Linked DNA regions of Homo sapiens: region 1 is linked to region 2. Evidence: read pairs that join two places in POLR2A ChIA-PET (ENCODE). Cell type or tissue: A673. All regions are shown on one strand.

Region 1 (8,000 bases), 540 kb before region 2:
AAAAAGTAAACATTTTTCTCGAACTAGAAGGAAACACCAAATTCTGATTAAGCAAAATTTATGTACTAGCACTTGAATTTAGTAGTAAAGGTACTCTTAATATTTACATTGATTCAAATATTTCCCAAAATTGGGTATTATAGTCCTAAAGTTAAAAAAAAGAGAAGATTCCTAGTACTTGGTTGACTACTGTGATAGGATTTTCCCCCTCACCATTCTTTTCACTGGAGAAAAGATCTACCATTGAACCTACAGAACCAGACATGACGGCAGCCACCTCAAGTTCAGTTCATTGACCACCAAAGAGGCTGTCTTTGCTAAGGGAGTTATGCTGGCCACCTGAAACTGGCTGATGCGGGCATGTTAAAATTCAGTTCTAAGCTATTGTTTAATGGGTATAGAGTTTCAGTTTTACAAGATGAAGAGAGTTCTGTGGATGGACGGTGGTGACGGTAGTATGACACAAATATACTTAGTCCTGTACTTAAAAATGGTTAGGATGGTAAATTTTATCTGTATAACAATCTGAAAAAAAAAATGAGTTCTATTTCAAAATGTGTCTTTTAAATCTTCATAAATGAAATTTCCTAGATGTTCACTTATCTGGGGGAGCTAATATGTCTAATGATCAAAAACATACACAGTACCTTAGGTACAAGTATACCCATTATTTAGGCAGGAGCACTTTTTTTCTCTCTATCCAAAACATCATGATTTCCTGTGCCACGGATACATTCAGAAACTGAAATATCTGATTTTGGCAGTACCAGGAGACTGGCAAATCTAGCTAGTAAAATATTTTCATTTTTTTACACATGACTAAAAGCTACATGCAGTTTGAGATATCTTCTACCTTTTAAAATAGCTGTGTAAAAGGAGGTAAGAAATGATAGTGCACACTGGTGTTAAGAACCTTGTCACACATCTTGTACTGTCCTCAGTATAGCATTCTCTACATTCCAGAGACCCAAGGAAATATGCAACATAAATGAGTACAAAACCTACCATAAGCACTGTTTCCAGAAGCCACATTAATCCTTATAGAACTTCCAATATAGTTTCAAGTAACTTTGTTCTCTTCTCATCCTTCATACCCTTCTAACTTATTATAATCCATCCTAGTCCTTAGGTGTTCATCGCCTAGCACCATTTTTTATTTGATTAAAAATAGCTCATCCTGCCCATCACTGACAGAGTTACGAAATTTAAAACTTCTGGAGAGTTCTCTCCACAGTCAATGGATTGAGATGATTACTGAGTTCCAGGAGAGCACTCCTGGAGAGACACAGGAAAGTCTTACCTTGCTTGTTCCAAGGGATGCTAAAAAAGGTTACTAGCTTTCATAGAAAATAGCTTCTAGATGGCCCTCCCCAATTTCCTTGGGGTTCCAAATTTTAGATACTAAGATAAGGACAAAGCAAGCAGTGTTCTCCTTGGCCAGCAGCATGATGTTATCATAAATAGAGCAGGCAGCAAATAAACAGGCAATCAAGGATTCCAAAATGCCACATGCAATATCTCTTTTATTTAGTCTGATCATACATGACAGGAAAAATAGGACCTTATTCATAGATTTGGAAAGGAATAAAGTTGTTTTACTGAGTTAAAGTTAAAATGGCATATATTGTTTCTCATTAAAGCAATAAAAGACAGCTTTTAAATTCTAAAACTAAATACTTTCAAGTTTTTAAGTGTTTTCAAAATTACTTTTTTGTAGACAAGAGTCTTGCCTTGTTGCCCAGGCTGGAGTGCAGTGGCATGATCATGGCTCACTGTAGCTTTGAACTCCTGGGCTCAAGCAATACTCCCACCTCAGCCTCCAGAGTAGTTAGGACTACACAGGTGTGTACCACCATGCTTAGCTAATTTTTAAATTTTTTTTTGTGGAGATGGGGTTTCACTATGTTGCTAAAGATGGTCTTGAACTTCTGAGCTTCAACAATCCTCCTGCCTTGGGCTCCCAATGTACTGGGATTCCACTGTACCTGGCCCCAATTTTTTTAAAAAAGGAACCTCTAATGAAAATTATTACTGCTGAATTTTTACTCTGGTTTACTGTAGTAAACACAGAATGAGTTAAAATAAGAGGAACTACTTAGGGGCATATCTGAATTCATGTGAAAACTGCTATCTTTAGCTCTGTCCTCACTAAATGCTTCAGAATATGACTATAAATCATTTCCAAAGAAGTTATGTACTGTACAGCAAACATTTCTGCTAGGTTTATAAATAAACCTTAATAATTATGCAGGTGATCCAATAATAAACATACACAAAGGTGTGTCAGCCTCTGAAAGATATAACATGCTGACTAGGGGCACATACTCCAGACCCAGATTGCCCTGAATTTGAATCTCATCTCTGCCATTTACTAGTTGTTTGTCTTTGGGCAAATTATTTACGTTTTCTATGCCTCAATTTCCTATTCTGTAAAACAGAGATAAGAGCATCTACACTTCATATGAGGCATAAATGTGTTACTTGTAAAGTACTTGTAATAGTGTGTGGCACATAAAACTATATAAGTATTTGTTAAATAGAAACTCAAAACAAATTCCATGGACACTGTCTCAACAGTATTTTATGCACCATCAACTTGAGTAGTTAGAAAAGCTATGGTTTGGCCATTTCAAGCATTCATGAATGCAGCAGATACACAGAACCAAGAGATGTTACAGTTTAAGAAGCAAAGCCATTCTCAATGGGCTAGGGTGTGAGGAAGAGGGACAAAGCTTAAAAGCCAACCTATGGGAGACTGACTGGAAATCGAAGAGCTGGAATCAGAGCGCTTTATTTTACTCCCAGGATGGTGAACTAGAATAAAAAATACGTAAACAGAAAGAAACAGACAGGGCAGGAAACGCAGAAACTAGTCAAGAAAGACAAATTGGCAGACAGTGGGGGAGCCTCCTGTGCACCCACATGCAGCTCTGCTAACAGGAAAAAGGCAAGGACATAGCTGAAGAGGATTTAGCAATTGGAACCGGTCATCTCTTCCCTGTTGCAGTCCCCACACACCCCCTAGCTGCAGATGCCACCACTCATGCTCATATTAAATTGACAGTCTCCTTATGCTTCTGGGCTGGTGGGCCAGCCTTTTCACATTTAGCAGAAAGACACCCCATGGTCTTGCTTAGGTGGCCACCTGTCTTAGAAGTGAATGGGCTCACATGTAGGTGTCTTTATCCTTCCTCCTGGTCCAGGGGGCTCACCAGTTCTTCCCTGTATGAGAAGGGCCTAACACTCTCCCTGAGTATCAGCCACAGGAATTACAGGCAAAGGGATCTGAGGCACTAAGAGGGAACCTAAAGGGCTTCACTGGGCTCCTTTCTAGGATAGTGTTAATTTAATACCCCAAACAAACATTCGAGTAACACCAATACACTCTTAATTCTCATTACTGCATTCCTCTAGACCTACCTCCCCAAATAGCATCAACCTCTTCAGCTTTTTCTCCCTGGCCTATGCTGGCACCCCTGAGTTCTAATCTGTGCTAGTGGGATGACACCTGGGCAGCTTAACAAAATAAAAAACAGACAGACCCCACCATCAATGCTTCCTGTAAGCATAAAAGATCACTGCTGGGGGCATACCTAACACGTAATTCATGCTTAGAATGGTTCCTTACCTCGGCAGGGATCATTTTTCACTAAAAATTCATCCAAGGCCATCCATCCTCCACCAACGCGAACCATCACGGTGCTGCGCAGAATACGGACCAGCCGCAACTGCTGAGAATCCCCAAACTGTAGAATCAAAGGAAACTTAATTAATATATATGTCTTAAAGCAGATCTATGTTTTTCTCCCAAAGCAGACTGTATTCAGACAGGAATGACAATTTGATAGCTACAGAAGAATTGTTAACTCTCACAATTTTGCATTTTTATATATTTCACAAAAGGATTTTAAAAATAGAAAAGCAGAAATATCAAGCTAAAGACTGGTGTCTTGATATACTTTTTTCTTTGTGAGACAGAGTTTCACTCTTGTTGCCCAGGCTGGAGTACAACAGTGTGATCTCAGCTTACTGTAACCTCTGCCTCCCAGGTTCAAGCAATTCTCCTGCCTCAGCCTCCCGAGTAGCTGGGTTTATTAGGCGTGTGCCATCACGCCCAGCTAATTTTTGTATTGTTAGTAGAGACGGGGTTTCAACATGTTTGCCAGGCTGTCTTGAACTCCTGACCTCGTGATCCGCCAGTCTTGGCCTCCCAAAGGGCTGGGAATACAGGCATGAGACACTGCGCCGGGCCAATATACTTTCTATTGGGATAAAAATCACTTTTAATGGTCACACCACTGCCTCTGCACCAAAAGGAGAGGTAGGAAAACAGACAAAGTGTTAGGTCACTTTATTTTTTTAAAAGAGATTCTGCTCAATTAAAAATTCATATTCTTGGCATGCTAATTTGTTTTCCTAAAAGAAAGATTGTGGATATCAACTTCTGAATACAGTATGCTTTAAAGCTAAATGGAAAATAGTGAATACTATTTCAAGCCTTAAGGAAACCTTTGCAAAGCATCATTACAAGCTTAGAAGAAAATCTGATTTTCTGCATCAGGTTTTCAGGAATTAACCCGAAGTATTTGCTAATTGCAGTGTCACCAGCAGAAAAGTTTCTTCAGCTGAACAAATGATTAGGTCATATTTATACTAAAATTGAGTTGAAGCAATTAAAAATTGTAGCTCCCATGATGATTATGAACAGTATCCAATAATCATTTTAGATGCTAAAACAAGCATATTTCTGATTATTTATGTTTTCCCTTTTTTCTTGCCCAAACATTCCTACTTCCCAGCTCTAAACATCTGGAGTTTCTCATGGCATAAATTACCCTCTTTCCAAAATGAAGTAAGGAGCAACAAAAGAGAAGTATGCAGAGTTTCCAAAACAAACAAACATCTGGTAGGAGAAATGGAATTCCTAAAATCATTCAATTCAAGGGTTCCTCGGGTATGGAGTTGGTAGGATTTTCTTTTTCTTTTTCTTTTTTTTGAGATGGAGTCTCGTTCTGTCGCCTAGGCTGGAGTGCAGTGGCGCGATCTTGGCTCATTGCAAGCTCCGCCTCCTGGGTTCATGCCATTCTCCTGCCTCAGCCTTCCGAGTAGCTGGGACTACAGGCGCCCGCCACCAGGCCGGCTAATTTTTTGTATTTTTAGTAGAGACGGTGTTTCACCGTGTTAGCCAGGTTAGTCTCGATCTCCTGACCTCGTGATCTGCCCGTCTCGGCCTCCCAAAGTGCTGGGATTACAGGCATAAGCCACCACGCCCGGCCAGGATTTTCAAAGTTATAAAGGACAACTGTAACTTTAAAACAAGGCAGAAAAATTGAAAATGCAAGAAAGGATATCTGAGGTCATATAGCCATCCTCCCTCAAAATTAATATACTTGTGGTAATTCTCCATATTCCTTAGCTGCTCTGACTCAAATGCAGTATTTGCACAGGCAAGGCAATTGAAAAATACTGTATCCTCCCTCCCAGCCCTTTACTTTGAAAATAAAAGAAGTCCCACACCTTTCATCTGATACAATTTAAACATGTTTATACAAAGTGACTGCAGCAAAAGCACTGTGTGGTAGCAGCAGCACTGAACCCAGACTTGAAAGAGAATACACGTCCTGTCCTGGGAAGGAAGCTGCCCCCCAGGCTCTGTGAGAGCCCCCTCTCAGAAGCTGGGCCCCACAAGTGAAAATGAGAAGCCCTGTGGGAGGTTCTGAGAGATATGGAGGATTCCACCCAAGAGCAGTGCTCTTGGACCTGAGTCACTGCAAAGGGTTTTCTCTGGATGGGTGAGAGGCAGGGAGTATGCACCTGTGTGTACCCCAGGGTGAATCAGGAAGGAACCACAAGAGTACTTTATTCTTGGAATACTGTGTACTATAATTTATCACTCCATATATTTCATGTCCCCCCCAACCTTAATTTCACACTAAAGCTCTCTTTGAAAGATTCTAACTTGTTTCTGCTAAGCTATGGGGGAAAGGAGGTTTGACCAAGCCAGCAGCCAGTGTAGCTGGGGAAGTTGAGGCCAGAGTCACAAGTGGTAGGAGGGATTATGGCAGCTCTAAAAATGGAGACCTGTGCACACCTGGTAGGACAAGGTTGTCAGTGAGGCAAAGAACAAATAAGAGTCCTAAGGGTCAGTAACTGTTGTTTCCACCTTTTAAAAGGAAAACCTCTTACAGAGACTTGGGTTCTTGCAGTGGCTGACACTAGCTGTGTGAGAGTAGGCATGTGATCTTTGAGGCCTCAGTTGCCTGTGTATAAAATGAACTTCATAATTCCGTTCTCAACATTAGAAGTCATCTGACCCTCTCCTGATCAATGGAGCAGTAGAAGAGGGTGTCAGGACTCTTCAAAGGCACCCTAGCATTCACACACAGTCATTAGCAAATAGGCATATTGGACACTCTCAAGCAATGATGTTTTTTTAAAGCCAGTTTGTTCTCATCTTTAGTTTTTTTCTCTTATCCCCTGTTCTTCCCACTTGCCTAGAACATTTCTATAGTGACTTGCAAGGCCTGGGATGTTTGAGGGCCTGAAATCAACAACTAGTGTTTATAATTTCATATCAGAGAGACAGATTTTACTCATGCAACTTCCTTCCACATTGGAGGACACAGGACCCCACAGCACTCAAAAAGATCTGAAAGGTTAGAGTTACCAAGTGGAGTCAAAGCATCCAATCTTTTTTGCAAGTCTAATTTGGTCCCATTAAATCTTGGCTGGCTGGCCATAATCAGCATACTTCAGGCCACGGCCAATTACGATCTCCACACTACACTTCTCAGATACCTTGTAATTATAACATACAATATAAGTAACTACAAATATTAAAAAGATATTTAAATAGTACTGAAGTTCTTCAGGAATTGACTTACCATACATTACAAAATTTATTAACTGTCAAAAGATTCTAATATAAATAAGAACTGTGCTATTTGGTAATCTGACTTCTAACACAGAAGTACAAAACCAGGCTCTTCTTAGAAGTGTAATGGACTGATACCATAGCTTCACTTTCCTCCATTTCATCTCCTTTATAAAAAATTATACTTATATTCTTTTGCTGCTAAGATAGCTTTGCAATGCTGGCCCCATCAACAGTTTCTCCACTTGGTAAGACAACCAGGTGCGACCCAGGCATGCTTCAGATTACATCCTCTCCCCATAGCGAAGAACAGGCAGCATTAGCTACACAGACCATATCCATTGAGAAGGAGAACATTGCAAGGCACACTGTACCTGATTGCCGAGGAAGAACTATAGACAGTAAAGAGTAAAGGATGGAGGAAAGGAGGGGAAAAAAAAAGAGAACATTTTGTCAAATTAACACTAAAGAATGAAAATCATATCATTACATTTTTCTGGCAAAGTGACACACACTGAACATATTCTTACCAAGCTCCTGCCACAGGGATGTGGTTTTAATTTTTTTTTTTTTTTTTGAGAGTCTCGCTCTGTTGCCCAGGCTGGAGTGCAGTGGCGCGATCATGGCTCACTGCAACCTCCGACCCCGGCGTTCAAGCAATTCTCCTGCCTCAGCCTCCCTAGTAGTTGGGATTACAGGCATGCGCTACCAAGCCCAGCTAATTTTTGTGTTATTAGTAGAGAGGGTGTTTCACCATGTTGGCCAGGTTGGTCTCGAATTCCTGACCTCAAGTGATCCGCTCGCTCGCCTCTCTACCTTCCAAAATTCTGGAATTACAGGTGTGAGCCACCACGCCCGGCCAGGGATGTGGTTTTATAAACTATGAACTAACTCTCCATGCTATGTTGTTCTTGTTAATTCATTTCTCTCATAGATAATTAAAAACAAAAAACAAGAAAACAAAATCCAACAAGCAGGCATAAGATTATATGGAGCTTTATTAACTAAATGCCCTAGGTTATATTCAAAGCAGATTCACCCAGCACTCCTCAGGAGACTGCAGCATGGGGTAGATTTGGTGTACTTTGAGGACATTTTGGATATACTAATGAAACATGGACCTTCC
Region 2 (8,000 bases):
AACAAAACAAAACAAAACATGGCCGGGCGCCGTGGCTCACCCCTGTAATCCCAGCACTTTGGGAGCCCGAGGCGGGTGGATCAAGAGGTCAGGAGATTGAGACCATCCTGGCTAATACGGTGAAACCCCGTCTCTACTAAGAATACAAAAAAATTAGCTGGGCGTGGTGGCAGGCACCTGTAATCCCAGCTACTTGAGAGACTGAGGCAGGAGAATCGCTTGAACCTGGGAGGTGGAGGTTGCAGTGAGCCAAGATCGCACCACTGCATTCCAGCCTGGGCGACAAAGCGAGACTCCGTCTCAAAAAAAAAAAAAAAAAAGAAAGAAAAAAATTTACATTTTAAAATCTTCAATTTATTTATTTATTTCAGAGACAGGATCTTGCTCTGTTGCCAAGGCTGGAGTAAATTTTCATTTTTAACTCTAATCCCATCACAGTTGAAGGAGTACCTTTCTATAACACTTGGTGCGTAGAAATCACAGGGGCTGTGGAACATGTGGGGGCTTTGGAGTCAGGCGCCCGAGACTCTTCTCCCAGCCCTCCCCTTATTAGCTGTGAGACCTTGAGTAAGTTACTTTGGGAGCCTGGGTTTCTTTATCCTTAAAATGGGAATATTATTACCCTGCTTTACAAAGTGGTAAAAATTAATGAAGACAATGCTCATAAAGTGTTTAGCCTGGATGCTGGCACACAGTAAGTGTTTATTATTCTAGTACCTCTTTATTATTTTATTTGATTCTTACCACAATTCTGTAAGATACTCAGGGCAGAGGTGAGCTCTGTTTTACAGCTGAGGAAACTGAGGCCCAGTGGAAAACTAAATGTGGATGCTGGGAGTAGAATTCAGGTCTTTATAGTGTCAAACACAAGGCAGGCTATTCTTCAAAGGCAGATGGCAAGCCCTTTTTTTGGTAGCCATTATGACATGGCAGCTTCACAGTGATGGTGCCCAGTGATGGTAGAATGATAATGGAAGTGGTGCGGCCTTGCAGAGGAAAAGGTTGGTAGGAGGCTCTTTTCTTTTCTTTTTTTTTGAGATGGAGTCTGGCTCTGTCGCCCAGGCTGGAGTGCAGTGGCGCGATCTCGGCTCACCGCAACCTCCGCCTCCCAGGTTCATGCCGTTCTCCTGCCTCAGCCTCCCGAGTAGCTGGGACTACAGGCGCCCGCCACCACGCCCGGCTAATTTTTTGTATTTTTAGTAGAGACGGGGTTTCACCATGTTAGCCAGGATGGTCTCGATCTCCTGACCTTGTGATCCACCCGCCTTGGCCTTCCAAAGTGCTGGGATTACAGGCGTGAGCCACCGCGCCCTGCCCGGTAGAAGGCTCTTTTCAACATAAAGTCACACAAAGACTTAGTCAATGTGTGGTTGGAATTCCTCCTTCCCCCTTTTCCCTCCTCTCTTTCTCTCCCTGTCTCTTTCCCTCCCTTTCTTCCAGAAGCATTCCTTTTAAAAAACATTTTTAAAAAAATAACTCTGATGTTTTGTATGGAATGCTTCACGAATTTGCGTGTCATCTTTGTGTAGAGACCATGTTAATCTTCTCTGTATTGGTCCGGTTTTTAGTATATGTGCTGCTGAAGCGAGCACCACAAGCATTCTTTTATTGATTGATTGGTTGAGATAGGGTCTCGCTTTATCACTCAGGATGGAGTGTAGTGCCACGATCTTGGCTCACTGCAACCTCCACCTCCCGGGTTCAAGCGATTCTCCTGCCTCAGCATCCCCAGTAGCTGGGATTAAAGGCATCTGCCACCTCACCTGGCTAATTTTTTGGGTACTTTTCGTAGAGATGGGGTTTTACCATGTTGGTCAGGCTGGTCTCGAATGCCCGACCTCAGGTGATCCGCCCGCCTCTGCCTCCCAAAGTGCTGGGATTATAGGCGTGAGCCACCGCGCCCTGCCCGAGTCAGGTTTTTTTATTGCAAAAGATGGGAACTGATTCTGGCTAATTAAATCAGGAAATGAATTTTATTGAAAGCACATTGAGTAAGTTACAGAATCACTTGAAGGCTGTAGAAACAAGGCTTGGGAAAAAAGCAGAAACAGAGACCAGGTACCTAGAATTACACCAAATTCCATCACAGAGCCAGATAGGTGAGGACAGCCTCAGTGCTGCTGCTGCTGAACGCCCAGTGCTGCTGCCTTTGTCACAGCCACAGCTGGCGTTGGATGCTGGATGCCATGCTGACCCCAGTGGCAAGGCGTCTGGACACTGGATACTGCTGCCACTGCTGCAACCACTGTAAAGAATTTTTTCCATCCTCACCTCCAGCCTCAGAAATCCTAAGCAAATGCAGCTGATTGGTCAAGCTGCCCTAGCTGCCTAGGGACATGCAAAAGTGAATATTGGGCATGGTTAATGTCTGTAGTGGGATCCGTTTCCTGCTGCCCACCAGGAGAAGATAAATTCCCCAAGAAAACTGACAAATGACGACTACGTACATGTTGTCAAAGAATCCACTGGAAGTCTTTGACATTTGCAGATTCAACACTTGCAATTTTGGTAATTTATTAGTTACTCCCAAAGGCCCATTATAAATGAATATGAGTTGAATGATTGGCTTTGCCTGTTAGTGAGCCAGGCCTACTGCTCTGCCTGGATATCTCACATGACTGTTATCCTTTATGTAGTTTGCATGCAGTGATTAAAATATTTGTTTCTTGTTTGCAGAGTAGAAAAGATTCATAAAATAAATAATCCAATAGTGCCAGTGATATAAACAAAGAGAAAGTGGGGAGGTATAAGACAGTAACTTTGTTTTTTGGCTACAAATAGAAGTTTTGGATAAATTGGCATGCTGTGTCAAGTTCAGTGGTGTCTAAGATCCCTGATATCATTAGATCCACCATGTGTGTCACTGAGATACAAGGAAAAGTTGTTCAGTGAGTGCATCAGCCAGGCTGCTCATCAAGAGAGAGATTAACCTTTTTTTTTTTTTTGAGACAGAATCTCACTCTGTCGCCCAGGCTGGAATGCAGTGGCAAAATCTCAGCTCACTGCAACCTCCGCCTCCCACTGCAACCTCCACCTCCTGGGTTCAAGAGATTCTCCTGTCTCAGCCTCCCGAGTAGCTGGGATTACAGGCACATGCCACCACTGCCGGCTAATTTTTGTATTTTTGCTAGAGACAGGGTTTCACCATGTTGGTCAGGCTGGTCTCGAACGCCTGACCTCAAGTGATCTGCCTGCCTCGGCCTCTCAAAGTGCTGGGATTACAGGTGTGAGCTACCATGCCTGGCCTGGCTATACTTTACAATGTAATTTTGGGAGACACTATGTGGTATGTAGTGCATTAGGGCATCTGAAAGGTCTGGAAAAATCTCTTGCAAATGTCAGGAGTCTCCTATGTAAATCTCTTTATAGAAATCTCTTTTCGGCTGGGCATGGTGGTTTAAGCCTATAATCCCAGCACTTTATGAGGCCTAGGTGGATGGATCACTTGAGGTCAGGAGTTTGAGACCAGCCTGACCAACATGGTGAAACCCTGTCTCTACTAAAAATACAAAATTAGCTGGGTATGGTGGTGCATGCCTGTAACTTCAGCTACTTGGGAGTTTGAGGCAGGAGAATTGCTTGAACCTGGGATGTAGAGGTTGTGGTGAGCCGAGATCGCACCATTGCACTCCAGCCTGGCAACAAGAGCAAAACTCAATCTCAAAAAAAAAAAAAAAAAGAAAAAAGAAATCTCTTTTCAACAGATTTTTTTTTTAAGGTAGTCAATTGTCCTGAGTAAATGAGCACAGTCCTGCCCTTTCAAGTCTTTGGCCAATACACTGGCTCTGTGATTGTTAACAAGTAATGCTTATTCTAGGCAAAGTCAGGAAGTAGCAAAGTTCCTTCCGTGTTTCCTTGTTTTTTTTTTGAGACGGAGTCTTGCTCTGTCGCCCAGGCTGGAGTGCAGTGGCGCAATCTCGGCTCACTGCAACCTCCGCCTCCTGGGTTCATGCTATTCCCCTGCTTCAGCCTCCCGAGTAGCTGGGACTACAGGCGCCCGCCACCACGCCTGGCTAATTTTTTGTATTTTTAGTGGAGATGGGGTTTCACTGTGTTAGCCAGGATGATCTCGATCTCCTGACCTTGTGATCCGCCTGCCTCCGCCTCCCAAAATGCTGGGATTACAGGCGTGAGCCACTGTGCCCAGCCCTGTGTTTCCTTTTAAGAGTACTTGTGGCCAGGTGGGATCTTTCTATGTTTCCTCTTGAGAATACTTGTGGATTACAGGCTCTCTCACACCTGTAATCTCAATGCTTTGACAGGTCAAGCAGGGAGGATCCCTTGAATTCAAGGGTTTGAGACTAGCCTGGACAACATGGGGAGGCCACCATTTCAAAATAATAATAATAATAAAGTTTAAAAACTTTTTTTTTTTGAAAAAAGAATACCTGCCAACCATGAAGGAAAGGGTTTTGGTTCTTTTCTCTCCCTCCCCAATCCTTAGAACCCATGAAAGGGTTTTGGTTCTTGGTGTGCATAAGGAACATTTCCATTTTTAACCAGAAGGCTAGAGACATTCTAACAATCTACTCAGTTGTTCCCTACCTGTAGGATGAGAACTTCTCGCAGCAGTGCCACCCAGTTTTGATCTGTGTATGCGAGGCCTTTCAAAAAAGAGTGGGCAGCAACTTGCTGCAGATAAGAGGTAGGAGGTTTGCTTAGTGAGTAAGAAAGCAGAGTCAGTGCAGTAAATCTCCACCCAGTGAATGACACCCAATAAGTGAGTGCTCGAGTGCCAAGTAAATGAATGGACAGATGTTGATGCTTGAATATTTCTTTGAGACTAGAATGTGTTGTAATCATTATTTTGTTTTGAGACTCCTGCTCCATTCAATTGGGCTTCCAAAAATTCTGGTAATCTGACGTGTGTTTCTGAACGCTGTATCCCAAGTTTGACCTATAGAGCCCATGGAGTTTATATACAGGCCATGCCCAAGGAAGGACAAAATTAATGACAACATGACCTTCGATTAGATTTGCTTTGTGAGGCTCCAGGGAGGGAAACCTTGGACCCAGGAGCTGGTGAATAGATTCCAGCAGTGTAAGGAAGAACTACCCATGAATTAGAACTGTTAGAAAATACAGCAACCCCGCTGAAGTCCATCTAGGTTGTTTATAATTCTTCATGGCTATGAATAGTTCTGCATGAATATCCTTGTAATATACCATTGTGTATGTGCTCAAATACCTTTGAAGGGTGGATTTCTAGAGGTTGGATGTTTCTGTTGAAAGGTATATGCTTTTAATAGTTTATACACATTGGCCAATTGCTTTCCAAAAGGCTGCATTAATTTATACCTCATACATTGCACCCATTGCCACACACCTCATAAATATGGGATATTCTCAGCCTTTTTTTTTTCTTTTTTTTGAGATGGAGTTTCACTCTTGTCGCCCAGGGTTGAGTGCAATGACACGATATCAGCTCACTGAAACCTCTGCCTCCTGGTTTCAAGTGATTCTCCTGCCTCAGCCTCATGAGTAGCTGGGATTACAGGTCTTGCTACCATGCCCAGCTAATTTTTGTATTTTTAACGGAGATGGGTTTCACCATATTGGCCAGGCTGGTCTTGAGCTCCTGACCTCAGGTGATCCACCGACCTCGGCCTCCCAAAGTGCTGGTATTACAGGCATGAGCCACTGTGCCCGGCCTAAGTCTTTTTCATTGTTACCAATCTAATAGGTAATATTTCCTCAGAAATTCAGGAGTGGGGCAGAAGATAAACGTGAGCGGGAGAGATGAGGAAATGTTAGAGACTGGAAGGAGCACCTGTGAGCATTATAGCACCAGGTATTGGAGATAAGATAAATCAGAGAGAGGCCCCTGTTCTCAGGAAACAGGGTGGAGAGGTATGGAAGTTGGAGGATGATAGTAATTGAGAAGAGAGGTAAAACCAAAATGCAGTGGCTCACACTTGTAATCCCAGCACTTTGGGAGGCTGAGGCGGGAGGATCGCTTGAGCCCAGGAGTTTGAGACCAGCCTGGGTAACACAAGAAGACCCCATCTCAACAAAGAAAAAAAAAATAGCTGGGTATGGTGGTGTGTGTGCTTGCAGTCCCAGCTACTTGGGAGGCTGAGGTGGGAGGCTCACTTGAGCCTGGGAGGTAGAGGCTGCAATGAGCCGTGATCCTGCCACTGTACTCCAGCCTGGGTGACAGGGAGAGATCTTGTCTCAAAAAAATTAAATAAAAAAACCCCAAATGTTTCTAATTGCTAGTAATGTGCTCATTTGGTGCTAGAGCCTGAAGTAGCTAGAACTACATGTCTACTTTACAAGGCAAGGCAGAAAGCAGACATGCAGTGAGTTTTGGCTAAACCGGTTGGGTCAACTATCTTTGCAGCACAGGAAATATATTTAGGCACTAACATATTTAAAATGGTGGTCTTGAAGTTGTAAAATTTCTGGAACTGTTGAAATCCCAAGATAAGGGCAAATGTAATCCTTATTTTTGTAGCTCCTTTTATACAGTTGTATTGTTAACAATGTGACATTTTATTTCCTCATAAAATGATTATGTATGATATTTAGATACAAAAAGGCTGATTTATACAATGTGAACTGTCCCTAATTGAACTTATTTTTAAAATGCTTTAATATTTGTGGTTAAAAGCTGCTGATCTTAAATCCACATTGTAGTTTTGTCAATTATGAGACGTGGCAAAAAGTAGAAAAAAATCATCAGTCTTCAAGGGAAATTAATAAAAGAGTTATATCTATGGACTGAATGTCTGACTCTGGGAGGCGGGTGAGTGGGTGGGTGAAAAATGCAGGGGAGAGAAAAAGCCTTTATTTTCAGAAAATTTGCTGGGGAAAAGAAAAATAAGATGTCTCTTCCTCAATTTATTGAATATAACCTATTCTAATGTGAAAACTTGCCTAATGAGTTTCATTTGAAAATCAGTTGAATTTGATCTGATTCCCAGTAACATGCAGTGTGAAAACAGGCGCCAGGCTCAGCTCCATGCCTTCCATCTATCCATCCATCCATCTAAAACTCATTCATCCATCCACAGCCAATAACAACTAATAATTATAGGGTGTTTACTACGTGCCAGATACAGTTCTTTTCTTTTTCTTCGAGACACAGTCTTGCTCCATCACCCAGTCTGGAGTGCAGTGGTGTGAATTTGGCTCACTGTAACCTCTGCCTCCCAGGTTCAAGCGATTCTCCTGCTTCAGCCTTCCTTCAGCTGGAAGTACAGGCACGTGCCACTATGCCCAGCTAATTTTTGTATTTTTAGTAGAGATGGCGTTTCACCAGGTTGGCCAGTCTGTTCTGAAACTCCTGACCTCAAGTGATGGGATTACAGGCGTGAGCCACCACGCCCGGCCCAGATACTGTTTTAAGTGCTTTACATGCATTATCTCAAGTAAGCTTCCCGGCAATGTTATGAAGCAAGTGCTATCATTATCCTCAGTTTAAAATGGAATCTGAGGGTTTCCCAACAAGTTAAACATAGAATTAATTACCATATGACCCAGCAATTCCACTCATAGGTATATGCTCCCCCTCAAACTGGAAACTGATGTTTAAAGAAAACTTGTGCCAGGTGCGGTGGCTCATGCCTGTAATCCCAGCACTTTGGGAGGCCGAGGCGGGCGGATCACGAGGTCAGGAGATCGAGACCATCCTGGCTAACATGGTGAAACCCTGTCTCTACTAAAAATACAAAAAAAAAAAAAAATTAGCCAGGTGTGGTGGTGGGCACCTGTAGTCCCAGCTACTCAGGAGGTTGAGGCAGGAAAATGGTGTGAACCCGGGAGGCGGAGGTTGCAGTGAGCCGAGATCACACCACTGCTCTCCAGCCTGGGCGACAGAGCGAGACTCTGTCTCAAAAAAAAAAAAAAAAAGAGAAAACTTGTACAGGGATGTTCACAATAGCGAAAAGGTGGAAACAACCCAAATGTCCATAAACAGACGAGTGGATAAACAAAATGTGGCGTGTCTATACAATGCAATAGCATTCAGCCATTAAAAAAAGGAAATTCTAGGCCAG

The links. ChIA-PET counts read pairs that join two places held together with the same protein. Peaks named below come from ENCODE experiments on the same cell type or tissue, not always from the same donor. Only the 100,000 strongest peaks of a DNase experiment are listed, where the experiment ranks them.
Region 1: POLR2A ChIA-PET joins it to region 2 with 6 read pairs; 2 of 35 experiments call an interaction of 5 or more read pairs at or near these places.

What each region holds. Positions count from the first base shown.
Region 1 is chr1:39,464,361-39,472,360 of GRCh38, reverse strand. MACF1 (microtubule actin crosslinking factor 1) reads right to left here. Exons shown (of 101, transcript NM_001394062.1): 95 at 7,249-7,266; 96 at 3,629-3,746; 97 at 2,746-2,814. Among named protein-coding and RNA genes, the nearest start is that of BMP8A, 23 kb to the left of the region's middle. RefSeq lists a silencer at 4,107-4,247. In A673, no CTCF peak of the experiment used is centred here; no DNase peak of the experiment used is centred here; H3K27ac peaks cover 388 bases.
Region 2 is chr1:38,920,462-38,928,461 of GRCh38, reverse strand. All of the region lies in intron 1 of RHBDL2 (rhomboid like 2), which reads left to right. It also overlaps the pseudogene RNU6-605P. Among named protein-coding and RNA genes, the nearest start is that of RHBDL2, 17 kb to the left of the region's middle. In A673, no CTCF peak of the experiment used is centred here; no DNase peak of the experiment used is centred here.